Linked DNA regions of Mus musculus: all the other regions are linked to region 4. A link is a loop called in an ENCODE intact Hi-C map of the cell type or tissue named here. Cell type or tissue: heart. All regions are shown on one strand. Region 1 holds the start of Ankrd49 (ankyrin repeat domain 49). Region 2 holds the start of Maml2 (mastermind like transcriptional coactivator 2). Region 3 holds the start of Mtmr2 (myotubularin related protein 2). Region 4 holds the start of Cep57 (centrosomal protein 57). Region 5 holds the start of Kdm4d (lysine (K)-specific demethylase 4D). Region 6 has its middle 14 kb from the start of Jrkl. Region 7 holds the start of Sesn3 (sestrin 3).

Region 1 (4,000 bases), 960 kb after region 4:
CTGAAAACACAAACACAACAGTTGTTAGCACAGCAGTAACTAGATATTATTAACAGCACGGATACAACCTTACAAACAAGCCAGATAAATTCTATGTCATAAGGCTTTGGTGTTTTCTCATATCCATTAAGTTTACTAAATATAAGATTTCAGAGATTTCTGCTATCTATGATCATTTATAGTCTTTACCTTTTAGAAATGCTTTCTTCTACTAAGTAAATGGCTACAACTATCTTAATTTTAATCTATTAATTTAGGTATGTTAAAACTGATGGAGTCCTGACAGTGAGTACACAGGAGGACCATAGTTCACCCAGTCCTAAAAGATTAGTCTTCTGATAAACTGCCATATTAATTTATACACTGACATCAACTTCAAGAGTTACCTAGCACATAAGCCTTAAAGAAAATGAGAAGTTACTTTGAAAACCATCAATCTTTTAACCATATTTGTTGAATTTGGCAGTTTTTTGTTGCTATTGTTAGTGTTACCACTTCTTTCTGTTGACCCAATTAGAATCTAATGTTTATTATTTCAGGTGCTATGTCTTATATTGTTTTGCTATTAAGCTTTTAAGGATAGGCCATCTTTAACACAGATTATTATGCCATTTGTATGTAACCTGCATTAAGAACTATTTGTATCATTAAACTTAAGACCTATCATTTAATCTTGCTCTGAATGGCCTCTAAGAGGAACTTAGTTATACACACTCCTCATAGATTTGTTCTACTTAATTTCAAGTTTAATATTCCATTGTCCAATTAAGCTTCATCACTAGTGACAAGAGTATCAGAATCATGACCAATGACTTCTTAGGGCCTATAAACTCCATTAAGGGATTTGTTAAGGTTTTGGCAGCATTGTGTTTTTCTTTTTTCTTTTTTAAAAGAACTATCAGAACTATTTTCTTAACATTTTCAATATTTCCTTTCACTTCAAACTCATTTTTTAAAAAGCTACTATACACCAATTCATTAAGCGCTTAACAGATGTCACTAACCAAAATATGGCACAGATCGCAGCCCCCCTTCCCACACCTGAAAACTCCTTCATATTAATTCTTAACTTATTGTCTTGGTATGCTTAATTAAAAAATCAAACCCAAATGTATCTCGACTCTGGGTATAAAGCTCGATGCATACTATTATGGAGGAATAGGATGCATTTCCTAATTTAAAGGGAACCCTCCATTTTGAGAGAGATAGCAACTGTTCCAGTTCTCATCTCATTGGGTGGAGCCCCCCATTTCAGAGGCCTGCGCTCGGGTACTGACAGATCACTGTCGCTGCGGTACACGGGCCCTTCTGAGGTCCTGAGGGGGTCTGCTCTAACTCAAGGCTCCAAATCATTTCTACTGCACTTTCTTCAAGGTTCTCTGAAAACACAAAACCGAGGCTTCTGGGGCGATCGTCAGGGGAAGCAGGGAAGAAAGGTCTTTGGTCTAGCAGGCGAGGCCTTCCGAATCGCAAAGCGAAGACTCTGCCACGATGCTACCTGCGAGGTGGCCGGCCGCCCACAGCCGCCCGCCCCACCGCTCCGGACACGCGCCTCACCTTTCACAGAGAGAACCTCACCGAGAACTTCCTTTCCGGGTTCGCCCCTTCGCTGCTCAGGATTGGCTCCTGTGAGGTGACGGAGCCATTCTGTAGCCAATGAGAATCTAGACATTCTGTGATGTCACGTCATCAATGGATCTCGCGAGAAGTACGGATGCCGCTCTCCCGCGCCTAATTCAGGTTTCTGGGAGCGGTTTTCTTGTGGTTCTGGAGACTCCCGCCCCCTTTTCCTGAGGTAGAGATGGCTTGTGGCCTCCCTGGTCGACTCTGACAAGTCCATGTTGGGTAACTTAGGCTTTGCTACGGTCTTGTAGCGTGCGGGTCCGGGGCGAACGGAAGCCCCGAGTGCGTGGGGCCGTTAGGGAAGACGGGCCGGGTGGGCATGGAGGGATGCGGGCTCTGCGTTCCGCCTCGGAGTCCGCCTCGGAGTCCCGCGGGTGGGAGGTCTCCTGTAGTGGCAGCGCCGCCTTCGCCGAGCTGGGGATGCGAGGTGTTCCACTTAGACCATGTGTTGGTTATTTATTCTGTCTTTAAATGTGGGCTGCCCCATAAAACCCATGTTAGTGTTAAGAGTATGGGGTGGCCTCTGATTCAAAGTCCTGCGCGGAGCAGCTTAAATTATGCACGTAGAAAGTTACGTTTCATTTTTCCTGTCCAGGGGTTTACTACACACCAATCTCATGAAGAAGATAGTAGAGAAATAGTAGTGATAGTGCAATTAGGACTTCACTTCAGGATGTGGCTTTCTGTTCTTAGGTCATGAAACAATTATAGTAAGTGTTGAAGACGTACATAGGACTTTCTCAAAATCACTAGCGCTTGTTCAAAAAGTCTACCCTGCAACTGAGCTCATGTTAGTGAAATATGTGCAACCTTTATAATATGTGCATTTTGGTATTTATTTTTAGAGTTTGGATTCGAGTGGTTTTTCTGACATACCTGAACACTTGGAGAGGAACCTGGTACAGAGGAACTCTACTATAAAAATGAGCCCCACAGATCCACTGTAAGCCTGACATATTAATTGTGATGACCTTACGAGAAAAGTGATATTTTAATATAAACAGCAACAGAATTTAATAATGGATAGAGTATCCCCCAAAACGTCTGTCATGCATAATTAAAAGCACATACTTATGCTTATTAGCAATAAATAAATAAATAATGAGGTGGAGCAATAGATGAATGTGTTGCAGTAATTACATGGCCATGCAGGGAGGCTCATGCTCTCTGGCTTTGTCTTAGTCTCGAGTCTATAAATAGTCCTTTAGAGTAAGTTACCCTAGTTGAAGTGAATTTGAACAAAATGGAAAGAAATAAAAGGACTATAGAAGTCAGGTGGCAGAAGAAAATCCTTGAACACGAGTGGTGTCTTCCACTCTGGTTTCAAGTTCTTGGTCAAAATTAGCTGTTTAATGTTAGGAAGATCAGCAGTTCTCTGGCTTGCCTGGTTTTATTTTCATTTGCATAACTAGACTAATAATACTCCTTTCCAGTTAATTTTGAGGTCTGAATGAGAGTGGAAGGGTACAGCTGTGGGAGCTGAGAAGTTTGTGGGTTACCCAGGGCTTCGTGCATACAATTGTGGATGTTTCTGATCTGTGGAGTTATATACAAAAGTGAACTAACTATACGAGTGAAAATAGCCTAACTTTTACTGCCTTAGTCTTGTTTCTGCAACTGGTTGTGTGATGAACGAGTTACTATCTCTGTGTCTGGCCTTATTTTTTAGAGATAGTGACCATGCTTGCCTCTTTCTCTGCAGGGACTGAGATATAAAGAACTAAACTTAATGCTAAGTATAAATGGGTGTTAATAATTCTTAAGCTGCTGATTTACCTGAAAGTACCTTTGTTTGGGTTTAAAGAATTCTGTTCTGTTATTTGGCCACATTTATTGTTGAAAACTATGTAAACAGCAGAGTCAGGCAGACGCCATCAGGGATTGGAATGTAAGCAACTAGTATATTAGTATAAAATCTATTCTTACACTCAGAGGAAGACTATTAAATAACTTTCCTGGAAAAGTGTACAGTCAGATACTTAACAAGAGAGCAAACAAAGCCTTTTGGATTTTTGTGGAGCTATCTAGGGAACAGACCTGACTACATAAAGCTGGTTATATGAAGCTTATAAATTTCAGAGCAGACGGAACACTTCCAGTGTCACTCACAGTGGCTCTGTGTTGAACTTGTGATTAGAAAGCTGTGATGCTAACGATCTGTTGAGTACTGCAGACTTTCATGCTGAGGCTATAAACAGGATTTTGCGTTACAGTTTTGTTATTGCTTATCTTCTGCTTGTTTGAATATCTTTTTAATGGATTGCATTGAATTGTGTTCTCTTCTTTATACAGTGACGATGAAGACACATTTAAAATCCTGGTTGCCACTGATATTCATCTTGGATTTATGGAGAAAGATGCAGTTAGAGGAAATGAT
Region 2 (4,000 bases), 530 kb before region 4:
TCAAAATTACAAAGTGGTAGAGGTTGAAGAGATAACCCAGCAGTTAAAAGCACTTGCAATGTGAGCTTATTACCTGAATCTAACCCCTGAAGCCCAGGTAAAAGTAGAAGGCTAGAACCTAACTCCACAGTGCTGTCCTCAGGTCACATACACAACTGCACTCAGATATCTTAAAAGAAAACACACACACACACACACACACACACTAGAGTTTATTCCACAGTGTATACATTAATTGAAACAATAGGCCATACCCTAAAACCCTGAACAATTTTATGTCAATTAAATTTTATTTCAATTTAGCAAATTTATTATTCTAGTTTATAATTTATATTCCTAGGAGTAAGAGTAGTTTGTTTGACCAAGTCCTCAACACTGTTAAGACCTGTATTGTCGCAGGCTATTGAGTGAGCACTGTTTTACATTTAAATACTGCAGAGTTGTCTTTTACTGGTTATGGTTGCTAAATATGACAGAAGTAGAAGTTAGTAGAAGTTGCTGCCTACTGAACACTGCTTTCAAAAATGAAATATACGATAGTCAAAAAGCCTTCACTTTTGAATAATTCCTGATGACTCTGTTTCTATTTTTCTTCTCTAACAAATATGGCTCCTTTCTCCACGTGAATGGAGAGGAACTTGGCCTTGAAGAACACAGAGAGAAGGATGTTTCAGAAAAAAAAGGCTAATGTTGTACAGACTGGAGTAGTTGATTCAAAAACAATCCGAGATATTGCAGAATGGAATTATTTAAACAGAGCTAACATGATAGATTAGGGGAAATTTGGGATTAAAGATATTCAACTGGTTAAATCTAAGTCAATAACCCCAAATCCAAAACCCCTGAAATCTGAAATACTTTGAATTCCAAGCATTTTGGATGAGACAAACCCTGTCCTGTCTGAGTGTGCCTGTCTCCATTTCCAACTTAACATCCTGGGGCTTGTGAAAGTGGGCTAAAGTTGGCCAGCCCCCGGGAGATGGAACTGTGGATGAATCCAGGCTTGAGATACATTATTTTTATTTGCTTCTACCCATAGTTCACGTTTGAAGCAGGATCATACTGCTGAAATTCTAGAGTCGCTTAAGTAAATGAAGCTTTGTGTCTGGAAACGTCAGATCCAAATGACTTATAAACTACAGCACTTGAGTTTTTGGTGGTTCTGGCTTCTAATACTATGCCCATCTTAATTTATTCCCTGTAATCGATAAGTACACACTGATTTGTCCAATCTACTTGAGTATTTTACAAGCCACACTATATGAAGATAAGAAATCAAAACCTTTTTTTTTTTGTTGTTATGAATGTTCTTGAAATCATGTGGCATATTATATTTGCCAAGCAGACAGCTACTGACAATACACCTTGTATTTGGTGAATTTTCAAAGGAAAACGATTTTTTTCCTTTCTCAAGATAAGGACAATATCAGCCTCATAAAACGTTTATTTATCCGTGATGATTTATTTGCTCATCAGCTCAAGCCTGTTGCCCAAACTCACTGACTTCCACCAATGGGTCCCCGTAGGAGACAGTGGTGGGCTTCCCTCTCTGCACCTCACAGCACTCACTCACCAACTTCCTCACTGTGCTAATGAGCTTTTCCTCCGTGCTCACCCAGCTCTTGTTGGGGGTGCTCAGTGGTGTCGTTACAGCTTATTGAAAACCGAAAATCATGTCCTCAGGAGGGCTGACTGCGGGCCTGGAAGGGGAAAATACAGTGCCTGTCTGGGAGTTTCTTCAGCATTGAGAGATGCTCAAACCCTTAGGAGGAGACTGGGGAATTTCCCCAGTCTTCCCCCCCATCGCAGCACCCAGGCAGAGGCTGAGCCTAGAGTTGGCGGTAGAGAGATGCCTCTTCAGCCACTGGGAGGCCTCTGCACTCCGTTCCCCGGCGCCTGGCTGCGATTACTCACTGGAGCAGCGGCACCAGCCTTCCACCAGGGAGCCCGAGCTCCCGCCCTCCTCCCCCATCTGCAGCCTGCTGGCTCCCTCTCTCTCTCTGTCTCACTCTCTCTCTCCCTCTCTCTCTCTTTCTCTCCCTCTCGTATCGCAGCACAATGAAAGCCTGTGTTTCGCCGTGAGTCCGAGGAGCGGGAGTCGGTGTCAGGAAAGCGCTCGGAACAGACCTGAAAGAGAAAGGAAAATACAAGCGACTTTTTTCTTCTCTCCCCCCCCCCCACCCGCCCCATCTATAAAGCGAAGCATTACAAGAGATAGAGCCACATTGCCTTTGGGAGTCCAGACCCTCTGAGCCACTGGCCGGGCATGGAATATACAAAACTGGACAGAAAAGTGGCTGGACATGACTCGGTGCAATTTGCTGGAAGTTTGTAAGTTTGACCATCGTTTGTAAATTACTCTCAGAAGACTTTGTCTGTCTTGATACTGTATTAGAATAGAAGTGGGGAGGGGGAGAGGAATAAAAACGTAAGTGGGAAAGGGGGAAATGTGTTGAAGGAGCTCAGTAGCCAGCCACTTCAGACTGCTTTCATTTAAGACTAAGAAACCTAAGAGGGAATCGGGACTTTTGCCGGTGATTGGATTAGCTTGAAGAAAAGAGCATGGTTCTGAAGTCCAATTACTGACGTTGTTAAGACTGAAAAGCTGTCTTCTTTGGGGAGAGGACTACATCCTTCTGTCCCCCCACCCCGAGGAGAAAACACCAACACCGGAGGGAGAGGAAGGGACGGAGAAACCAACATAGTCTTCTCTGATTTCGCACAGTTTGAACATGACTTCGGGAGCCTTGGGAAACAGTCCTGTTGTTTGTTTTTTAACCTGAGGAAAAGTGAAGGCTGCCGGTTCCACAGCCCCCAGGAGAAATGTGTTTCTCTGCAGAAATACCCCTATAAATAATTTCCCGAAGCAGCTAGGTGAGGGGGAGCCCGGATCTCTAGTAATGACTCTATTGATTCCTTTTGCTACGTGCTTCTGCCTCTTCCTTGACAATCCCTGAATTCTTGAACTGTCCCCTAGACTTTGTGTTTACAAAGTACCTAGAGGCTCTTGTCAGCCTGGTGGGGGAGAAAAAAAAATCTACCAACTCCGTCCAACTTCTCCTGAGCTGTCAAATGCAATTAGAGTAAGTTGATCAGGGTTTGTTTCCAACTTCCTCTCTCCAATTGGTTTCTAATCTTTCTCCCCTCCCTCTTGTTACTCGCTCCCCTCCCCCACACCCTCTTCACTGTCTCCCCACCCTCTGGAGACCTCTATTCATGTGCCCTGAACACTGAAACCAGCTTTGCCTGCAATAGCCAGCACCAGCCTCTTGCACCTCACCATCCCAGAGGCAGTAATCATTGTGTCCAACAAGATGGGGGACACAGCGCCCCCGCAGGCCCCCGCAGGAGGGTTGGGAGGGGCTTCTGGGGCGGGGCTCCTTGGAGGGGGCTCAGTCACCCCGAGAGTGCACAGTGCTATTGTGGAACGCCTGCGGGCTCGCATTGCTGTCTGCCGACAGCACCACCTGAGCTGTGAAGGACGCTATGAACGTGGTAGGGCTGAGAGCTCAGACCGAGAGAGGGAGAGCACCATGCAGCTTCTCAGCCTGGTGCAGCATGGTCAGGGGGCAAGGAAGGCTAGCAAACATGCTAAGGCTACAGTCGCGACTGCCACTACCACAGCTCCTCCACCGCCCCCTACTGCCCCTCCTGTGGCCTCCCAAGCGGCAGCCACGGCCCCACCACCTCCACCAGACTATCACCATCACCATCAGCAGCACCGGCTGACCAGTAATGATAACGGTGGGATAAACCGAGAGCAGCCGCCAGCTTCGACCCCGGGGGACCAGCGGAACTCAGCCCTGCTTGCGGTAAGGCACCTGTTTTTCTCCTATGATTCTGGCTGTAGTCATGTGGCCTTTTGCGAAAGTGGTGGCTGTCTTGGCCTCGAATGGAATGGATGGCCATGAAGAAGCCAAGATACCAGTCCCTCAAAAGTTGCTGGGTATGTGTGTGTCGTTGTAAGCTCTCATTCTTAAAGCTACCCGTGCTCATTGTC
Region 3 (4,000 bases), 78 kb before region 4:
ACAGAATCAGGATTGCAATGCAGACTTTTCTGGTTGCAACCCCTCTCCATTTGATACTGTTCCATAATAACTAGAGAGGGTCATGCACAAGTTATATTACCAGGAAGCCAGGTTTGTAATAACCAATACAGTGCTAGAAATGGGTCTTTCATTTAAGGGTTCATTCTTCTTCAACATTCATAGTTGGGAAGACACAAGTTGAAGTGTTAGGCGATCATTAGCATTTAAAAAGTCTGATAGAGAAAGAGAAGCAATAGATGCATTCTATCGTGAATCTTACAGATATTTGTGTTTGTCAAAGTGTTTCATTTCACTATTTATTTTCCTGGGCTATCAGAGAGGTGCAATTAAAATCTCTTGAAAAATTTCAGAGATGAAAATAATTGCTTATCATTTATCCTGGTCACCTGGAGATGAACAGATTTTTCTATCACGTGTTCCCAGCTCTGCTTTTCTGTTTTATCACAGGCTCAAAAAACAATGGAGCCAAGTGACCATGGACTGGAATCTTTGAAACCATCAGCCAAAATAAATCTTTCATTGGGAATACTGTAAAGGAAAGCTAGTACACAAATTATTTCCTTGGTTCTATAAATTATGATTGTGTTTTAAAACCAAGTTTTAAATTAAATCTAGTTTGTAAGAACACAATTATATTTATCCTAGCAGGATTTTTTTAAAAGTTTCTTTTATTTACAGAAATAATCTTTGTGTTTTTGCTTTCCAGACGTGTGAGGTGTTTAAGGCAGAGTCACAATTAGAGAAATTCCTCCAGTACTTTCCTTCCTGTGTCCTGAGTAACAGAAAGTCACGGGTATTAACATTCCCTCTTTACCCAGTTTCTGTTCCTTTATCACATTCCATCTCCACACTCCCTTCCTGCTTTGTAAGGGAATATGAAGCAGCACACCGGAGGTAAGTCTGTTCTCCATGTTACATCATGACATTCAGTAGTGTTTTTGTCTAATTCTTTTTGTGATTTTAGCAGCTTCTCCCTCATTCTCACTTCAATACTTACTATGCCTTATAGGTTGGTGTCAATGTGCTTATCAGCTACAGACACACTTTCAAGCCACTTTAACCCATACTTTTGTCACTGGAGGCCTGAAAATTCAACTCCATTCTCACTTTCCTTTGTATAACGCTGTTCAGAGATGGAAATTTCCCTTCCCCTCCCCATTCAGGGTAGCTGTTACTATCTTTCTCCTACAAACCACTTGTTAGTGGTCTGTCATCCTTTAGTTTTCTTTCATTAACAGTTACCATTTATTAAGTTTGTTAGGTTGTTTATATATTGACTACTGTCTGAGTGCTTAAGCAGGCATTGCTTTAGGCGTTTTATATTTATCAATAGTTATTCTGTGAGGTTAATATACTTACACAGAAGGAAGCAGATGTAAATGCAAGGTAACTGGAGGCCGTGGGATCAGTCTGCTTAGCTTCACTGTTACCGTTACAAAATGGGTTCTCACATCACGTATGATCTCACATCACTACTTCTAACCTCACCCTTAAATACCTCACCCCCTCATCCCACAGGCCGCCCACATTCCTCTCATTTTCCTCGAGTCCACCTCTCCCAAGCCGTCACATCTTGTGTTTTCTCTGACATACTAGTGTCCTCTTCCTTCTGGAGATTTTCCTGTTAGCTGACTCTCACTGGGCGGCCAGGCGCATGCGCATCGCTCCGCTTTGTAGCGCCACGGGGCCCGACTCCCGACAGCCCCCGCGCGCAGTGCAGGCTGGGGGAACATGGCCGCTTCCGGTCTCGGAGCCTGCCTGGCGCGGGGCTGACCGCGGCTGCGGCCCCGTGCGCTCCTCCCTCTGCATCTCGCGCCGGCGGCCGCGGAGGGCGCAGCGGCCTCCAGTTTCTCGCGCCATGGAGAAGAGCTCCAGCTGCGAGAGTCTCGGCGCGCAGCTCCCGGCGGCAAGGCTGCCCAGCGAGGACTCACTGTCCAGGTGAGGCCGGGCGTATGGGGACGGAGGCCGGGAGCAAGTGTAGATGGAGACGCCAGGGCGTGCGGGAAGAGAGACTGAGGCTGCTCCTGCGGGAGGGAGGCCGGGGCATGCGGAGGAGAGACCTGGGCCTAGAGAGGCTGGACCCCGAAGAGGGCAAAAGCCGCGGGCATCCCGTGGGTATGGAGAGCCCAGCAGAGCAGTGCTTGCTTCCTCCTCTGGGCCTTTGGTGCGAGAAGTGAAAATACAGTTTCTTTATGGCCACTGCCCCTCTAATTCCCGCTCATTTTCCGGTCCTAGATTTTGCTCCAGTTGTGTTTAAGGACGCAGCGTTTTTTACTTTATCAGGAGTTCAGTTGTCAAGGGCGTGACATTTTCATTCTTGTGCTCTAATCACAGTTTGGGGACCAGCCCATTACCAGACAAGAGGCTTTAGAGGACACTGAGACAAGCGTGCTTAGATTTGAAATGGAGAGGGGACGAAGCCTTCAGAGTCAGCTTCTCAGCTTAAACATCAGTGACATTACCATCACAATATACATTATATGTGGTGTCTGTTTGGAGCATTCTTCAATTAACTGTAGATAACAGCTTTATTATAGAACTTGTCAGTTTAAATTTTAAGCTTAATGTAGGCAGACAGCCACAGATGAATCGAATGTACAGGCAAGGTAGACTGTTATTTCCACTTACTGTGTTAAGTGTTTATCTAAATTATTTCAAGTTTTGTTTTGTTTGTCTACAAAGTACTACAAGCAAGTATTAATGTTTGATTATGATAGCTCAGCTTTTTTCTGCCCGGTCACTCCAAAGTTGTTTGTTTGTTTACAGATGCTCAAATAAATTATCTTATTTGCTTTCATACATTCTACAAAATCATCTTTAATATTTCTCAATGTATCACACAATTTCTTTCACCCAGTAGATTGATAAACGTATTACTATTTAAAAGTGTCTTTGTGTGTGTGTACTTGCATGAGTTCATGTGTACCACAGGCATGGAGGAGTCCAGGAGGTGAGATTCCCTTAAACTGGAGGACAGGTCGGTGTGACCCTCCTGTGGATGCTGGGAACTGAACCCTGGTCCTCTGTCAAAGTAGCAAGTGCTCTCAACTGCTGAGCCATCTCTTCAGCTCTCACTTAAATTACTGTTGAGTTTAGCTATGAGAATTATTTCTACTTGTTGGAGAGTGGAGATTATCTCAGTTTAGGAAAAACTCCAAGTTTATAACTGAAGTTGATAAAGCCCTAATGGTCTCAAATGCTTCTATTATGAGATGAATTTAGTTGAAATACTGTGTTTGAATAATTATTTTCTGGGAGTAACATAAATATGAAAGTAAACATAACTCATTTCAGGGTCCCTTTTTAAGGTTATACACAGTGTTAGAGTTGGAGGAATGGCTTGGGAAGTATAGCTTCTACTAAAAGTGTGGTTTGATGGATTACATGAGAGTCATTTTAGAGATGTTGGTTTAACTTTGCCTTCTGTGTCATATAGATCTGATTTTTTGGCTTGAAAAGACCATTTATTTTTTCTGTATACAACGTTCAGAAATTTCTAATCAACTGTGGTGCACACTGATGGGTGACTCTTGCTTGGCATTGCCCTGTTGAGGCAGTTCCTGGGTACTCGGTACACATATGGCTCCCCTTTGCTAGGTAACATCCTGGTCATCCTGCTGTTTCTATTGTATTTTGTTGGTCTGTCTCTGACTCTTTGTTTAAGTTGGACTCTGGAATATAAATATAAATAAGTACTTACTGTAGGCCAGTTGTGAGGGCTCGGCTAGACCTGCCCTTCAGTGGTGGCGATATTACTACCTACATCTAGTTTCCATCTTCCAGGCTCCCATTAAGCTTCCAGCAACCCCAAGCTCATCCTCAGCTTCCTTGGATGTGAACCCACCTGGCACCCTGTGTGCTCTTTATTGATAGCATTTTGTTTTCTTTCCTGTTTTGGGCATAGCCCTGTCTTTATTGAGCTTGTTAAGGCCTCTTTTTTTTTTTTTTTTTCTTTTGATTACTTTGACTCCTATTTTCT
Region 4 (4,000 bases):
TAGTTTTTCCTTTATCTTTCATTTATCTGGCAAGGAACTAACTCCCAAATGCTTGCTCCAACTCTTCTCCTTAATCTCCTCTAGTTCTTTGGCAAAGGTATACCCCACTATTTGAAAAACTTGAAATATTCTGACCTTATCACAAATTCTAGTAGCCACAGAAAGTCCAAACTGCTGAGATTCCTAAGTGAGACTTTCTGAAGGTGTTGGTAATCTCTATGCCCTCTTCCTCATCAGCTGTTAAAATTACCCAGAAAATTTCCTGACATCCCTCATTATTCAATTTTCACCTGTTTTTCTAGTTCTTCTTTATCAACTCTACCTTTATATAATCTCTGCACATTCGAAATTACCCTCTGGTGTCCGGAAATTACCTATTGTCTTGTCACATACCTTAAAAAACTTGCAGTGCTTTCTTCTCTTAAATTCCTTCAACACGCAGCTAGCTTATCTTCCTTTCAAGATCCTATCTTCCCTAATACTGCTAATCAATCTCCCCCAGACGCCTCTGGTATCAAAACCTGCAGCGCAGTAATTATCTAATTAGTACAGTGCTTTGCTCCTTCTTCAGAGTGGGATTTCTATTCAATTCCTTCCTGTAACTTTAGGACCAACGGTCGGCTAAGTACAGGAACATTTCTAAAAAGAACTCCAGTTTTCTCACATTTAATTCTTATTTCTTCCTATTGGAGCGTTTTCCAAAAGACTGAGCGCCACAATCCACTCTTAAAACATCAGTGACTAACTAAACCCGCAGGCTTAATTTTCCCGATCGCTTCTCCAGAGCAACTTTTCCATACAGAGTCTAGTAATGGGAAGTGGGAATGCCCGGGCTCCGCCTGCAAGGGTCGCGCAACAAACAGAGAGGCACGGCAGCAAGGGCGAAAACGCACTCTGGGGACCACGGACGCCTCAGCGGCTGCCACTCTACAAACCTGCACACCTACCTGTTAGTGAGTTTCCGAGACGGGCCGTTACGCTCACGTGACCGACAGAGCTTTGTGTTAGCGGGCCTGAGAGTGCACCAGCCAGGCTCGGGACAACGCTCCAAAGCACCGGCTGAGAGGACAAGGGAACGCAGGGTGGAAAAGGAGGTGCTCCAGAAAACACAGTTGCAGCCTCCGGGAGTGGCACGCGGCCTCGGGCAGCCCGCCATCCTGCGGGACGAGGGCTGACGCCAGATCGCGGGCCCCCTGAAAAGTGAGGCAACCCGGAGAGCCGTACAGGCCCACCTGGAACCCACGCGATTGCCGCCCCTTACCGAAAACTGAGAATCAGAAGCCGCCGAGACCGAGGCTGCCGCCATCTTCCCACCTGCGCAACCCCAGACGCCGTCCTTGAGCTCCTCCTCCGGATTCGACAGCCGCCCGCCTGGGGCAAGCGGAATCCAAGTCCCCGATGGAAGGGGCGGGCGAGCTGCGAACCCTATAGGAGCCTCGGTCTCGCAAACCACAAGGACGCCACACTCAGCGCGCACGGGAAAGGCAACGCGTCTTGATAGACGCCTTCCAGTGACCAATCAGAAAAGAGGACAACTTCTGGTGGCAGGGAAGAGCCCGCCTCCTCTCTCGGTGACGTCACAAGGTAGCGCATCGCGGAGCCTGCGGGAACGGCAACGTCTGAGTTGACAGACGGCTCTGGGAGCGTCTGAAAAGGGATGGATTTTCTGGATGAGGAAGCAAAGGCTAGGGCTTCTGGAACCTTCAGCGCCTGCTGAGGCGGATGACGGAAGCTGAATAAAGGAGAATGGAAAGTTGACATACTCCATCAGCATCCCAGGAATAAACTCCAGAGAGCGTTGCTTCTCCATTTGATGTACTGACCTTTCGGCCAATGACAAACAGAAGTAGGAGGGGCTTAAGGATATGGTCCAATGGAAGCCAAGGACTGAAAAAAAGCGGCGTTTCGTGGACCCCCTGGCCAATGGGCTCAAGCGCACCAGCCAAACGACGACTGGCCGTGGCTTGTGGGCGGGATCTTTTCAAAGCGGATTTCGCGCTCTGAGAGCGGCGGCTTCCTATTGGTTGGTACTTTCTCTCTTTGTGGGCGCTCCCTGCCGAACCTAGGCCAGGGACTGGGCGGAGCTTTCTAGTGACGTAAGGCTCTCTGTAGCCAATCGTAGAGAGGGACGCGAGACCGAGGAGGAAGCGGAATCCACCGCCTAGCTCCCGCTTCGTCTCCCTCCGCCGCGGTCCGGGCCTAAACGGGAGCGGCGGGGCGGGCGGCAGTAGGTGTCCCGGGACGGCGGCGGAGGCGGAGGGAGACGCAGGGGACCCGGCAGTTACCGGGACTGGGCCACAGCAGCAGAAGAGCCCGCGGGCGGGGCAGCCGAGTTCCCGGAGGCCCCGCCTGAGCGCGCGCGGAGGAGCCGGAAAGCAGGATGGCGGCGTCGGCCTTGTACGCCTGCACCAAGTGCACGCAGCGCTACCCCTTCGAGGAGCTCTCGCAGGGCCAACAGCTCTGCAAGGTCGGTGGGCGCCGGTCGTTCAGCGCACCGCTCCCCGCCAGGGCCCGGGCATTATATGGGCGAGCCCCGTGTCGACCGCGTCCCGCCTGCTCGCAGGTTGGGCTAGCTCGGCCGCTTCTGGCGGTCTCGGGTGGGGCTGAGCCAAGCGGCCACCAGTCCTCCGTGTCGCAGAGATTGGGTGCAGACTCTCTCATCCCAGCTTTGGCAGGGACTGCCCTCTCCTTCCACTGGGAGGCAGGGCCCGTGTTTGCACTTTCTTGCTAGCAACCCGAAGCTGCAGAGCTGATGGCATTCTGCTTCCCTGTCCCGGAAAGCGAAGCGACTGGTTTAGGAACAGAGTGCTCTCTGATTTGGAGCTCCTCCCATCCCATAAAAGCCGGGATGCTGTCTGTGAGCAATTGTACAAAATAACTAGTAGTTTCACATGTAAACCACCCCTGGAAGTCAGTCCTGACAGCTTCCTTAGTTTCTCTCTGTTCCATATACCCCCTCCGCACCCCCCCCCTCCACTAAGGACAAAAATATCCCCATGGAATTATACTCTGCCTGACGGCTGATGTGATAAGTCACCCAGTTGTTTACGTTGCCAGCCAGGTTTTATTGACATTTCAGGCACTTGACTAAGTCGATTAATTTCTACCAAAGAGTGAGATTGGGTCTCTGAAATAAATACTGACTTATGTATTATCTTATTACAGGAATGTCGGATTGCACATCCTATTGTAAAATGTACTTACTGCAGATCAGAATTTCAGCAGGAGAGGTTTGTATACTGAGCAGTCTTTCATTGTTACAAATTCGTATAAGGAATAATTAGGGGTTGTAATATTTGTGTTAAAGTGCTTTGAAAAACTGATTTGTTTTTGAAATTTAAAATTTAGAGCTACTATGTACAGTATGAGAGAAGACATTTAACTAAAGAAATTCTGGTTTTACATGTGAAAATAAGGGATAAAATTGATAGATGGAAAATGTACACTTCTGCCAACAGTCAAAATATAAGCAATTACTTTTAAACTTTTTTTTTTTAAATGGGAAACTGCTAATTAACCTGAGGAAAGAGCTACAGTGTTACTAACTGCCTTGGAAGACTGAAGTCACTGCCTTAAGCAGTGTGATTAGCACAGATGTTTTTAACAGGAAATCCCTCTTTTAGAGGACACAGAGTAAGCTCAAGAGAACAAGTCCTTTTATTACTGAGTATGTGGACATGACAGTGGAGACTGTGGACTGGGGAGTGCGGTGGGCCCTGATGCTGAGGATGTGCAGTCATGGTGGTGAGGGAGCATTAGAGCCAGAGGGAAGGCATTAGAGCTTCCGCTTTATCTTCTTTATAGAAAATATGCACTGAGCTGGGTGCCTATAAGCATAGTGTTTGGAGGTGGAGGCAGGAGAATTACTACTTAGAGACTAACCTGGGCATATGTCCTGAGACCTGTAGGCACTGTGTAATACATAAATTATATATGGAAAATTTGTCTTTAATAAAACTAAATTTACAGAAAACTATTCTAAAATTAGTACTGTTTTTGA
Region 5 (4,000 bases), 670 kb after region 4:
AGTAAATCCAGTCTACTCTTTATTCACTGTCAGCTCTGTTCCTCTGCGAACCTTAGCTAATACAGACATCTCCCCAACTTCATTTCTTTGTCTTAAGTGCTTTCACTGTTTAAGTCAAAAGCTTTATGGTATCATTTTATTATTTACAGGTACTTAAAAGTTAGGGGTTTTTTTATTTGTTTGTTTTGTTTTGCCTGTCTCATTAACACTTCCAGACTATTTTAATCAAATGCTTTTACTTTTGTGAACTAACTTTTTAATGCTAAACTGTAATGGCATCATCAAGTGTTAATTAATTAATAATTCAAAGTCAAATGGACTGTGGTGACTTATTGAGTTGATAAAGTCAGCTGGAATATAAAAAGTAAGCATTTCCTGTCACCATCTTGCCACTGCAATTTCATTCCTGTATTTATAACATGTTAGTCATTCACTTAACTAGTATTTACTCAAGCTCTGTCATGTATGGTGTACTGCTCTATATGTAGAGGCCACTAGTGAAGAGAGGCAGGGTTCCTGCTTTACTGGAATTTAGGTTCTAAGGTTAGTCAGACCGTAATAGTATTAGTAACAGCCAAATCTGACTCAACAAAGTCACTTGCTGAGATAGTTCTAAGCACTTTACAAAGTGATGTAATTACCATGGTAACAATAAAAATAAATCACCCTTACTTTTTGCACAAGGGATGGAAGATAGGAGAGGAAAGATAATTTGCCCAACTGTGCATAGCTAAGGAGGGCAGAACTGGGGTTAGAACCAAGAGAGCCTCATAGAAAATAGATACTTAGTCTCAATACTTTGCCTCTGACCACAAAGAAAAAAAGTGCATGAGGTAATATAAACAAAGAGTAAACCCAACTAGAGTTCAGCATTATGGAAATATAGAACTGGGTGCCATAAAGACACTTTTGCAAGGGAGGAAGTGGGGACCAGTAGAGATGTCAGGGGAAACCTCACAGAGGAAGCAGCACTAAGCTATGCCCTGAAGAACCGAGTTACAGGTGTCTTGGAGGCAGAGGTGAAGAACACAGTCCCAAGTCTTTAAAAACAGATGAATGCATGCCTGAACTTAAGTTGAAAGCCAGCCTGGGCTGCACTGTAAGAGCTTGGCTCAAAACTCAAATGAAACAATGGAATCCTGCCTTGTTGAAAGAAACAGAAATGTCCAGTTGAGTGTATCTTGAGTGTGGTGTGCCTGTGACTAAAGGCAGGCAGGAGGCAGACTGTGTAAGTAAAAGCAAGAGGCTGTTTTATCCTAAGTGTCAAAACCACTACCTGGTAATCTGAAAAAATCACTCTGTTTGTGCAAAACTAGGAAAGTCCCTATGAAAGCAATTACAAATCAAGAGGAAATGACAGTGGCCTGAAGGAGTGTGGTGACAAGCAAAGGAACTTCAGGGTAATTTTCACAATACTGGACAAGAGTGGCAGGTGAACAGGATGTGACGAGGGAAGGAAGAGGGTCTCCATCTTTGGGTTTGAGTCACTAATGTGAAAGCGGTGTCCTTTGTGTGAGGCTCAGGGCAAAAATATGAAGCTTTCACCTTCTACTTGGGGAGCGGGCACATTCGGGAGGGAGTGGGTTCTTTTCTAATTCTCTTTCTTCATTTAAAAGTTCCAAAGGAAGGACAGAAAAGAACGGAAATGTTCAATTTTAGGAGACCCTTCCACTTGAGATAAACTGGAGAACAGAATCCTCTTTACCGAGCATCGGCCGTCCCCAAGATCTCAATGATGGGGCACAAGACAACGTTGGCGAAGCCATCTTAATCCCATCTCGTGCTCCTCCTGGCAGTTAGGCCCACTGCTCCATAAATTGTCACTATCGTAAACGCTCACAAGCATCTCCCCTCACGCTACAACGCTTAATGCATATAGCTATATATCTATATATTTATATATCTTAACAAGCAATGCGACTATAACCCTTGCCTTCAAGGCTAGTGGTTTCGCAGGAATGGTACCTTTGGAAAGCTCGTGGCTGCCCCCGTACTTATTTGCGCCTTCTTCATATCCACTTAAGTGACAACTCTAGTCCCTAGGCTGCGGGGTCTACTGAGGAGCAGGAGCCGTTGGGTCGGTCAGTTGGCAAGCTCTCCTCACATCTCTCTTGCGAGACGCGGACCGGCTCCTGGCGCCTCCGTCCTCGCAGAACCGCAGCGAACGAGTCTGGGAGGGGGTCGGGAAAGGAAAAGACGCAAGAGAGATTAAGTAATTGGTTCGCAAAGGAAAAAAGATGATATTTGGGGTCGACTATGAAGCACCGGTTTCAAACGCCCGCCCCCTAAGCTGCCTTGGCTCCGCCCCTAGGCAACGTCATTCCATCTTTTTCCCGTGTCTTTGCTGATTGGTCACTGCGTCAGCCTGTGAGAGACGGTTTAAAAAAAAAAAAAAAAAAAACACACACACAACTCCGGAATTGCTTCCGGGTGTGGAGTTCGCATCTTCTCCACAGCCATTGGAAGTGCGAAGGTTTTGCTTCCGGGTCTCAACCGAGCCCCTGGTGTAAAAACTGGAAGCTCTGCATTTTGTTTCCGGTCTTGGGCCTGGCGCCCCCGGCGCCGAGATTTCTGGGAGCTAAGGGTCGCATTGGTTCATGAGTGAGTTTCGGAAGGTGCTGCGTAGGACCCCCGCCAGAGTGAGCAGCCGGGCATGGTGGTTTGTGGTTCTTGTGTGGGTGGCACCGGGGAGCCGAGTCGCCGCCGCAGCCCGTGACGATCGTACAGGCCGCGGTGCAGGGATGGTGGTCCGGAGCTGAAGCCGAGCCCGGGGCGGTCACCGGTGCAGCGCCTCAGACACTGAGAAAAGCAAAGGAGGGTGGGATGGGGAGAAACTCCCACTTCACACACGATCTGTGTGAGCAGCTGCTTAAGCTAACGGAGATTTAGTAGCCCTGCAGTTAGGCTGCAATTCTTATTTGACAGCTAAAAATGGCAAAGGTTCTCTTGTAGCCTAGGCTAGCTTCGAACTCCCGATTCTTTTGCTTTCACCTCCCAAGCTCTGGAATCACAGGAGTACCCCCATCATACCCAGTTCAGGATGGGTTCTTGATACTTGGTTGGGTGGAGTTCCGATTTTCTGAGCATCGCGGAAGTTACAGCCTTGATAAATGTTGTGGTAACTGCTTTAGAAGAAAATTGAGTCAACAAGATTCTGGGGTAATGGTTGCCCATGTAAATGTCACTGGGGACTTTAAACAAATTTTAACATAATAAGTTTGACTGTGACTTTAAAAGAAATTTGTTTTTTATTGGGTTCTTTGCTGTAGTGTGAGGTTTCTGGTAGAACAGCAAATCTTGGCCGGACAGTTACATTGTGAGATCCTATAATTAAAAAAAAAAAAAAAAAAGAATAAATTTTTTTTAAAAAAGAATAAAATAAAATCTCAGAGAAGCTAGTGCTAGTGGGATAACATTTTTTTAAGTCATTTATTTTAAAAGCTACACTACACTGTTGTGCAAGATCTGACATCATGTATGGGAATCTCATAATACTATAGAAATGTCGGCATTCCACAAATGACAGAAACGAGCTAGAAGACTTGCCCAGGGCTACCCAGCCAGAACAGAAGCACTAACTCAGATCTTCATAGTAGTTATTTATACTGAATAAGAGTTGCCTAGTAAACACCCTGAGTTTCATAATTCGGATTTTTAGGAACTTGTGTTGAAGCAAACTAAGCAATTTTGGGGAGTTTGAGAAGGATTTAAGAATAGATATTTTTGAGTTATCTGTAAAATGAAAGTATAACTTAAATTCACTTTTGCCGAAGACTAAAAGATGACAACAGCAGCCAGGCCAACTTTTGAACCTGCAAGAGGTGGGAGAGGAAAAGGAGAAGGGGATTTGAGCCAGCTCTCCAAGCAGTATTCAAGCAGAGATCTTCCCTCTCATACAAAGATAAAGTACAGGTAAGAAGGCCTTCATTTGTCTTGTTCACAGAATGGGACCAAGCCTCTCTCTATATATATGTATGTATATATATGACTTATGGTCATG
Region 6 (4,000 bases), 600 kb before region 4:
TAGCTCTGAGAGGAGAGATATGGTAGGAACATCCCATTTAGAGCTGTGTGTTCCAAGGTCCCTCTACTGTGTGTGTGAGAGAGGGGGTGGAGTGGGGAGAGAGACAGAGAGACAAAGACAGTCAGTCAGACAGTCAGACAGACAGACAGACAGACAGAGTAATATCTGGCTGTATCTCTGTATTTGTTACCATAGCAGAGTGTCATTAAGAGTCACTTTATCATGAGCTTTGGTTGTTGTTTGGTTTTATGACAGTAGGATTTAGTTTTACCCTAGGTCTCTGGGCTATCTAGTGTCTGGTTTTTGGTCACCCATGCAGTGTCAGGTATAAAATCCATCACATGGAGTGGGTCTTGAATCAAATCAGATATTGGTTGGTTATTCCTAGAAGTTTTGTGTCACTATTGCCCCAGCATATTTTTCAGAAAGGATAGATTGTAGACCAAGTATTTTATGGCTAGGTTGGTATTTGTGTTTTATCTTTTGGTAGCCTGCAGAATTGGGTAGGTACTCCTTATTAGAAAATAGGAACTATATTTTCATGTTTAAAGGGGGAAAAGGCTGCCTGTCTTTGAAGAAAGTTATGAAACCTAAGTAGGTGAAGTACTGGAAATATAACTGCAGGTGTTGGAGTTTTTCAGTATCTGTGCCCACAGTTTATGGCAAGTTTCCCAATGAAGTGGAACCTCCTGGTTTTATGACCTGTTTCTAGAAAAAAACTCAGCATTGCCAGTTTAACAAAACAAAGGAAGCAGAAAAAATACATCGAACAGAGACTCCCCTGGTGTTGACTTTCTTCCAGGGGTCAGGGCAGGGGTCACGAGACTGGAAACGGGGCAGCATTGGAATGCCAGAGCACCATTGTTCCTCTGACTGGAGTCATGTAGCCTTAACTGGCTACTGTAATCTGCTCTTTGCTGTGGGGTTTCTGGACAGTCTTCTCTTTCTGCTGCTCCTCTTCATTGTTTACGTTTCCTGCAGGTGTGAGCTACATGTTGAATACATCCCTCCAGACCACTATCCTTACTTTGTTCGATCCTCCCCACTGTCCCTTTCTCCCTCCAGATGGTTCCACTGAACATCTATGCATAAATTAAGTATATGCATGTATTAAATGCATACACTATGTCAAAGTCACCCAAACAGCACCTTATTTTTAGTATAACTTCTGTATGTACACATACACCTCAACCTTGAGTTTAGTCACTTGGTGCCTAGGGGCTGGGGATGCTTGTTTTACTTACTTGGTGACAAAGCTCGGGCAGCTCACAAAGCAAAGCTTCATATGGTAAAGAAACAAACCAATGGCTTAAAATCATAAGAAATATGGAACAAAGAGCACATTTGCATTCTTAAGAAATTGTCCTTTAGAGCTCTTATACCCCACCTAGACAGTCAGAAAAAGCTCAGAGTGACAGGGTTGCCAACGTTAGCAATGGTTAGATGGTAACTCATGTCTATGCTTTTAATTGTATGGAAAAGTGCAAAGAGTGACAGAGAGGGTCTAATTTACAGAATGAGCCTTGGACTTCAAATATACATTTGAGGAAAAGCAAGTGCAAATATCATTCATCTTTGAGTCCTCTACTAAGCTAAATATCACACGGGCTCCTTTCTAATGGAACTCCCGTGCAAGAACTTCAACACAAATTTTACATGCAATGTGTTAAGAAACTGCAAGTTTAATTTGCTGAGTTACTGCATGCTTTTGTTCCCACAATCATTGTATTTTTACATTTAAATACAGCTCATTATTTTTTTTTTACGGCAGGCAATGTTCTAATCAACCACAAGATGGCAATCACAGTCCATTTACCATGCTTGGGAGCAGCTGCGTGGCTCTGGGTGGCTCAAAACCTCCAGAATTGTTATCTGGATTTTCTTTGTCAAAAATTAAGACTTCAAGATCACCCATGCTTCCAAATGAAGTTCAACTCAAAACTGTCAATAAGACAAAATTTCAACAAGAAACAGCAACAAAGATATCCATTTTTAAGCTTCTGTGATTTTCTGCAAGGTATGCACACTTGTCTTTTTTAGTGGGGGAAGGGACATTCAGGTATGTAATTGCAGGTCTTCTGTATGGGGATTCTGAGAGTCTCAACATCTGTCACTCCTACAAAGCTGTGTTTCCTTCACAAATACAGCCTAAGGAGTCGGAGGGTCCACTTATGCGTTCTAATTAACACTTCAATATCTCTATCCCTTCTGTTCTTTCTTTTTTTTTTTTTTCTTGTGCTACTTTTCCATACTGAAAAAAAAAAAAAAAACCCTAAAGAATATCACCTTTCACAGAAGATGTAAATTGCCTATAAAGACTTACTACTGCCTTCTTCAAGCATGTGATGTTCATTTTGGAATTCAGCACTCAAGGAGGTCTTACAAACATTAGAAATGACTGCTAAAATACAAAGAAAAAAATCCCATTTATTTTTCAACCGTTTCCTCCAGGGAGCTATGTTAAACTCCACAGGCTGTGTGCAAGCCACTATTTATTTAGTTCTTGATAGTGCATTGTTCTCCAGAAGTCATTGAGTTTTCTCATCCTCAGGCATCCCCAAAGAGGGCAAGGAGCTGGCGAAGCTTAGGTGTCAGTGGGGGAGAGGACTCACTGTCGTCTGCAGTTCTACCCCACTGCATAAGATACATGTTCTTATTGTTTCCATACATGGTCTGACTAGTTCCAGGTTTGTACTTTACTGACTATATCTTCCTATCGAAAGGGGGCTAGGATTTTGTCCTAGGGTTTCATTGCTGTGAAGAGACAATATGACCATAGTCAGTTTTATAACTGGGGCTGGCTTACAGCTTCAGAGATTCAGCCCATATCATCATGGTTGGAAGACTGCCATCTTCTTTCTATAAACTCATTTGATGTTATCAGAAATCTTCCTATATTCTCCCTTAAGGGACTTGCTTTTCTGACCCCACCTTTGGTTCTTTAGCACTTATCAAATTTATATACCAACCATGGTCTCACAGTACTGAGATGCTGATCTGTCTGCTGCTGGTGTCTTCAAAGTCAACTAAAGCCTACATGTTCATGCTGCATTTAGCAGGGACAGTTGTTGTCATAACTATAAAATAGTCCTCGAACTAATGTTCAGAATCCTAGTTACATGTGGGTTTAAAGTGTGTTAATACTATTCTGTTTTAATTATGTGAAAGAAAAATTGGTCTACAAAAGAAAAAATGAAAAGGCTTGTACATACTGGGGCAGGAAGAAATCAAACTCCCTTTGTTCATGAATGACATGGCAGGTTTAGTAGGAGATTTTAAAGAATCGATTAAAAAGTAACAACTATTAGAAGTTGTGCTTGATTTGGTAATAGTAGGCTTCAAGACACAAGTCAATATTCAAATTTTAATTATTTTCACATATTCCAGAAATGAGTGATTGGGGTTTAAATACAGAAACACACCACTTACAGTAGTACTAAAGAAAGAAAGACAATACCAGAAAATAAACCTGGGGGTTGGGAAATAGATCAGGAACAGCGTGTAGCACCATGGGCCCATCTGTTGCATCGTGAAAATAAAAATAAACCTAACAAACTATGTGCAAGACCATAGAGTACAAAGAACCACAATATAAAAATCCAAGGCTCTAAACAGAAGAGAGACGGGTAAGTAAAGTGCCCACTCTCCCCCAACTGGATATTGGGTCTCAGGATTTCAGCTGTGAGTTGTACACATTTCTATAATCCTGTAACCTCTGGGGAGGTTAGGGCAGGAAGACTGCTAGTGAAAGGGCACATAAGATGACAGAACATGACACCATCTCAAAGTAGGGAGCATGCAAAACTTACAGGCTAGGGTGTATATCCAGCTTTCTTGTTTCTTTATACAAAGCCCCGATTTAATGTTGTATCAAAGGAAGCCATTAGTCTCATTCCTATATTTTCTATTCTGATACCTTGCAAATTATCTTGTATTTCCCAAAGATGGCTGCATTAAGAAACCTGGGAATTAAAAAACAAAACAAAACAAAACAAAACAA
Region 7 (4,000 bases), 450 kb after region 4:
GTAAGAGTGAGGCCAGCCATAGTGAATTCCAGGACAGCAAGAGCTACTTAGTAAGACCCCATCTCAGAGAGAGAGGGGGGTGGGTGGGAGGAGGGAGAGGCCCAGCCAAGAATATAGATTAAGAAACTCAGCAAAGAAAGGACCCGATATAGCTGTCTCTTATGCCGGGGCCTAGCAAACACAGAAGTGGATGCTCACAGTCAGCTATTGGTTGGATCACAAGGACCCCAATGGAGGAGCTAGAGAAAGTATCCAAGGAGCTAAAGAGATCTGCAACCCTATAGGTGGAACAACAATATGAACTAACCAGTACCCCCTGGAGCTCGTGTCTCTAGCTGCATATGTATCAGAAGATGGCCTAGTCGGCCATCAGTGGAAAGAGAGGCCCATTGGTCTTGCAAATTTATATGCCTCAGTACAGGGGAACGCCAGGGCCAAGAAGTGTGTGTGTGTGGAGGTGGGGGTGGGGGGGAGGGTATGGGGGACTTTTGGGGTAGCATTGGGAATGTAAATGAAGAAAATGCCTAATTAAAATAATAATAATAAAAAAAAGAAACTCCGGAAAAATGGGAACACATATGTGTTTCAATTTTCAGGAAAACAAACAAACAAACAAAAAAAACCCAAACCAACCCAACAAAAATGTCTTGCTGACTTTCTGCCTAGGTTTCTTGGTTCTCTGCAATGAAAGGCACACAGTATTTTCTTCCTTCATTGAGTTTTCTTAGTTTTACCGTTTCTTTTCTTTTCTTTTCTTTTTCTTTTTTTTTTTTTTTTTTTTTTTTGGACAGGGTTTCTCTGTATAGCCCTGTCTGTCCTGGAACTCACTTTGTAGACCAGGCTGGCCTTGAACTCACAAATCCGCCTGCCTCTGCCTCCCGAGTGCTGGGATTAAAGGCGTGCGCCACCATGCCAAGCAACTTTTACCATTTCTTTTAACTGAATTTTTAGCAACCTACCCAAATCACTGCTGTTCTAGACTATGGAGGTCTACCCAGCATCAGACCACACTTTGCTATCACTAGCTAAATGGACCTTCACCTAACCATATCACCTAGATAGACCCTTGAGGTTGTTCAGTCTGTTTAAACCTGTGCGGGCAGATTTTCATCTCCTTTGTTCTTTGTGTAGGCTTGTTTAAGGTGTAGGTCTCTAAAGAGATGGAGTGGAGACAGATGTTGAGTATGGAAGAGATTGGTAGTTTGAACAACAGTTTGGTCTAATGGCTTTGTTATGCTAACCGTGCAGGCTTCTCCAACAGCGCCTTCCCGATTTTACATCATAGTACACAAAATTCCTAACACAGGGTAGTATGTTAAATTAAAAACAATACAAGAAAAACAATACAAGTAAACCAGTGGGTCGGTTCTTTAAAACCATCTCCACAGATACATTCTACAAATTGCAGGCCTTCACAATTCCTGACACACTCGAGACCTTTAGAAAACGAGAAGCCGAGAATACAGATTAGGTTCTCAAGAGCGAAAACAGGTGATGTCATAGCACGCAGTGCGGTGTGGTCACCGCCAAGGCCGGCTGGGGAACTGCAGTTCTTGGGAGCTTGGTGCTCTGCGCCAGTAGCAGAAGCACCCTATCATGGGCTCCACGACACCGGTGAGCACCCTGAGCCAATCAGGTGCTCGCTTTGCACCGCCTTTGTTCTCACTGGGGAGCAGGCAGCCAGAGTCTGGTCTGCAGTCCGGGGTTGGTGTTTGGCCCCTCGGAGTACCTGGCTCTCTCACTCGCCTGGGTTGGGCATCTGGCCAGCCGGAGCTTTCCTCAGTGACTTATGCCTTCTGTCTCCAGAACATAGAAGCTAAACCCTGACTCACCGTTGTCAGTTTTGAGAGAGGAAGGTCCAGTCCAATCGTTTTAAATGGCAATTCGTACTCAAAACCTTCCATCACAGGCAGGGATTGTGCTCTGCAAGTTTCTAACCAGAGGCCTCCCACAGGATTTGTGTGTGTGTGTGTGTGTGTGTGTGTGTGTGTGTGTGTGTGTGTGTATCAATCTCTGACTTGTTCATGATAAACGAACTTTCTTTGCTGTGAGAACGATCGTCGGAGAGAGGGAAAAACCCCTAAACCAAAGATGTGTCTCCGGGTCTCCAACTCCAATAGCTGTGTAGACTTCTAACTCTACAGCCGTAGGTAGTTGGTCTTTCGTACCAGATTTACAGAGTGCATAAAGAACATAAAGTTCTTTGAGATCTGTGGGAGCAAAGTGCTGCAAGACCGCAGTCTTCCTCACAGCTATTAGATTTAGATCCATGGAGAGAAAGCTGAATCTCTGCCCCGGAGGAAGGAACGTTCTAGCGTCCACCCGGCCCACTCCCGAGAGATCAGGAAATGTTTAGCTAGGTCTCAGATCCTCTAGCGAGCTCTAGCTTCCAGCTATTTAATCTCACTCTCCATTCTGCACGGTTTTTGCAGAGAGGCGTGGCTTGTCCTGAGGGTGGCGCTAGAGTTCCTGATAATTTGCATACACCACACCTCCATTTCTCATTGGTAGATTGGAGTCCCTCCCACCCCACTACCTAACTAACCCAGGGTCACTCTTCAGCATCGAGCCTCGGAGATAAACTTAACTTGCCCGGAGATTCGTGTTGCTCTCGCCTCCCGCGATTGGCCGGAGCCACTCATTGGATGCGGGTGCAGAAGGGGGCGTTGCCGGTGCCGTCTGGTTGGCGGGAGGGGGCGGTGCCCAGCGCGGCTGCCCTGAAGGCGGCGGGCCTCGGGGGCGGGGCCGCACTGAGAAGCTGAGACGGCCGCGGCTGCTCGTCCTGGCTGGCGGGGCGGGGGTCTGGCGATGGGGGCGGGAGGAACAACGGGTCGCTGAGTGCCGCGGCTGCCGTCCCCGCCGAGCTCGCGCGGGCAGCCGCTGCGCCGTCGCTGCCGCCCGACCCCCTGAGAAGAGAACGTTGAAGCAGCCCTTCGCTAGCGGCCGCGGTGACAGCCCGGCTCCGGCGCGATGAACCGCGGTGGCAGCAGCGCGTCGGCCTCGGCCAACTACCTGCTCTGCACCAACTGCCGGAAAGTGCTGCGGAAGGTACGGCGCGGCCGCGTCCGGCGGCGAGGCGCTCCCCACGGTCCGGGTCCGGGCGGCGCTTGCGGGGGAGGGGGGACGAGAGGCAAAGTGTCCCCCCGCGGGTCCCTGCGCCCGGCCCCTGGGCTGCCGCCGGGTCTGCCCCGAGGCTGAAGGGATGCTGGGATGCTGGGAGGAACCGGCTCGGCTGGGGATGGAGGCTGGCCTGAAATCACAGCAACCAGTTTGGTCTGCAGGAGACTGGCTGCCTCTCCCCGGTGGCTGACTCTGGGGGGGTGTTTTCTTCGACTGGGTCGCTTCTGCCAGGCCTACGGTGCCTTGGCACCGCCTCTTGACATTCTCTTGGTGGGTCCCGAAAGGCACCATGAAGGCATCTTGAACTTTATACCCATAGGAAATGCTGTTCGATCTTCCAGCGCTTTCAGCTTGGGTTGGTGGAGGTGGAGGCTGAAGACGACTTGGGTTCGCCCTCCTTATCATCCCCCACCGCGATGTCGATCGAGAAAATCCGACCCAGGATTGGCTTATTGCTTTCCAGAGTGACTGATAGAAAGTTTACTCCAGTATTGTTTAGCTTACTTGGCTTAATCGCCCCGTGGGGGATGGGGATGCAGGGAGAGAAAGGATGACAAAATGTCCCTGTAGACGCAGAAGAGGTTTTAATAAGATCTGAATAGCCTCCTTGACTAATATAATCTGTTTCTTTTTTACACTCTTATTTTTACATTGCATGAAATGAAATCATTAGGTGAGGTGTTTCTGTTTGTCCAGCACCAATGAATTAAAATTGCTGAGCTGTGCATATTTGAGAGCTAAGATGAATATGGTGCCGTTTTTGTCAATTTTCCTATCTACAGTCAATTTAGGATTGCTCTTTATGTCCTAGGAAAAACAAGCAAGCACATAAATAAGCAAGCTCAAATATTTGCGCTCTTTGTCCAAAAACTGTTTTTCT

What was found. A loop is a pair of places that touch in the nucleus more often than their neighbours do. Peaks named below come from ENCODE experiments on the same cell type or tissue, not always from the same donor. Only the 100,000 strongest peaks of a DNase experiment are listed, where the experiment ranks them.
Region 1: it touches region 4 in a loop (2.7-fold over the local background); 6 of 42 quality-filtered maps call a loop at or near these places.
Region 2: it touches region 4 in a loop (3-fold over the local background); 2 of 42 quality-filtered maps call a loop at or near these places.
Region 3: a loop joins it to region 4, with 9 times the contacts of the local background. A loop is called at or near these places in 6 of 42 quality-filtered maps.
Region 5: it touches region 4 in a loop (4-fold over the local background); 7 of 42 quality-filtered maps call a loop at or near these places.
Region 6: a loop joins it to region 4, with 4 times the contacts of the local background. A loop is called at or near these places in 14 of 42 quality-filtered maps.
Region 7: a loop joins it to region 4, with 4 times the contacts of the local background. A loop is called at or near these places in 3 of 42 quality-filtered maps.

What each region holds. Positions count from the first base shown.
Region 1 is chr9:14,782,963-14,786,962 of GRCm38, forward strand. Ankrd49 (ankyrin repeat domain 49) reads right to left here and starts at 1,611. Exons shown (of 3, transcript NM_019683.4): 1 at 1,558-1,611. It overlaps Mre11a (MRE11A homolog A, double strand break repair nuclease), which reads left to right and starts at 1,692. Exons shown (of 20, transcript NM_018736.3): 1 at 1,692-1,795; 2 at 2,469-2,566; 3 at 3,916-4,000. The coding sequence starts at 2,547. In heart, no CTCF peak of the experiment used is centred here; a DNase peak (open chromatin) is centred at 1,639; H3K4me3 peaks cover 2,033 bases; H3K27ac peaks cover 1,739 bases.
Region 2 is chr9:13,294,750-13,298,749 of GRCm38, forward strand. Maml2 (mastermind like transcriptional coactivator 2) reads left to right here and starts at 3,209. Exons shown (of 5, transcript NM_001013813.3): 1 at 3,209-3,812. The coding sequence starts at 3,315. In heart, CTCF peaks have their summits at 1,870, 3,356 and 3,577; DNase peaks (open chromatin) are centred at 1,892 and 3,332; H3K4me3 peaks cover 2,629 bases; H3K27ac peaks cover 2,594 bases.
Region 3 is chr9:13,747,442-13,751,441 of GRCm38, forward strand. It overlaps Mtmr2 (myotubularin related protein 2), which reads left to right and starts at 1,738. Exons shown (of 15, transcript NM_023858.4): 1 at 1,738-1,959. The coding sequence starts at 1,880. It overlaps Gm39291 (a long non-coding RNA gene), which reads right to left and starts at 1,761. Exons shown (of 3, transcript XR_870544.2): 1 at 1,381-1,761. In heart, a CTCF peak has its summit at 1,836; a DNase peak (open chromatin) is centred at 1,690; H3K4me3 peaks cover 2,460 bases; H3K27ac peaks cover 1,917 bases.
Region 4 is chr9:13,825,595-13,829,594 of GRCm38, forward strand. Cep57 (centrosomal protein 57) reads right to left here and starts at 1,513. Exons shown (of 11, transcript NM_026665.4): 1 at 1,262-1,513. The coding sequence starts at 1,306. It overlaps Fam76b (family with sequence similarity 76, member B), which reads left to right and starts at 2,122. Exons shown (of 10, transcript NM_176836.4): 1 at 2,122-2,467; 2 at 3,166-3,230. The coding sequence starts at 2,381. In heart, no CTCF peak of the experiment used is centred here; DNase peaks (open chromatin) are centred at 1,477 and 1,997; H3K4me3 peaks cover 3,869 bases; H3K27ac peaks cover 3,090 bases.
Region 5 is chr9:14,498,143-14,502,142 of GRCm38, forward strand. Kdm4d (lysine (K)-specific demethylase 4D) reads right to left here and starts at 2,340. Exons shown (of 2, transcript NM_173433.2): 1 at 1,966-2,340. Cwc15 (CWC15 spliceosome-associated protein) reads left to right here and starts at 2,477. Exons shown (of 7, transcript NM_023153.3): 1 at 2,477-2,639; 2 at 3,774-3,912. The coding sequence starts at 3,782. In heart, no CTCF peak of the experiment used is centred here; a DNase peak (open chromatin) is centred at 2,429; H3K4me3 peaks cover 2,188 bases; H3K27ac peaks cover 1,242 bases.
Region 6 is chr9:13,229,933-13,233,932 of GRCm38, forward strand. No RefSeq gene overlaps it. Among named protein-coding and RNA genes, the nearest start is that of Jrkl, 14 kb to the right of the region's middle. In heart, a CTCF peak has its summit at 1,796 (motif pointing right); no DNase peak of the experiment used is centred here.
Region 7 is chr9:14,273,582-14,277,581 of GRCm38, forward strand. It overlaps Sesn3 (sestrin 3), which reads left to right and starts at 2,720. Exons shown (of 10, transcript NM_030261.4): 1 at 2,720-3,048. The coding sequence starts at 2,971. In heart, CTCF peaks have their summits at 1,532 and 2,443 (motif pointing right); DNase peaks (open chromatin) are centred at 1,640, 2,610, 3,250 and 3,530; H3K4me3 peaks cover 2,850 bases; H3K27ac peaks cover 2,880 bases.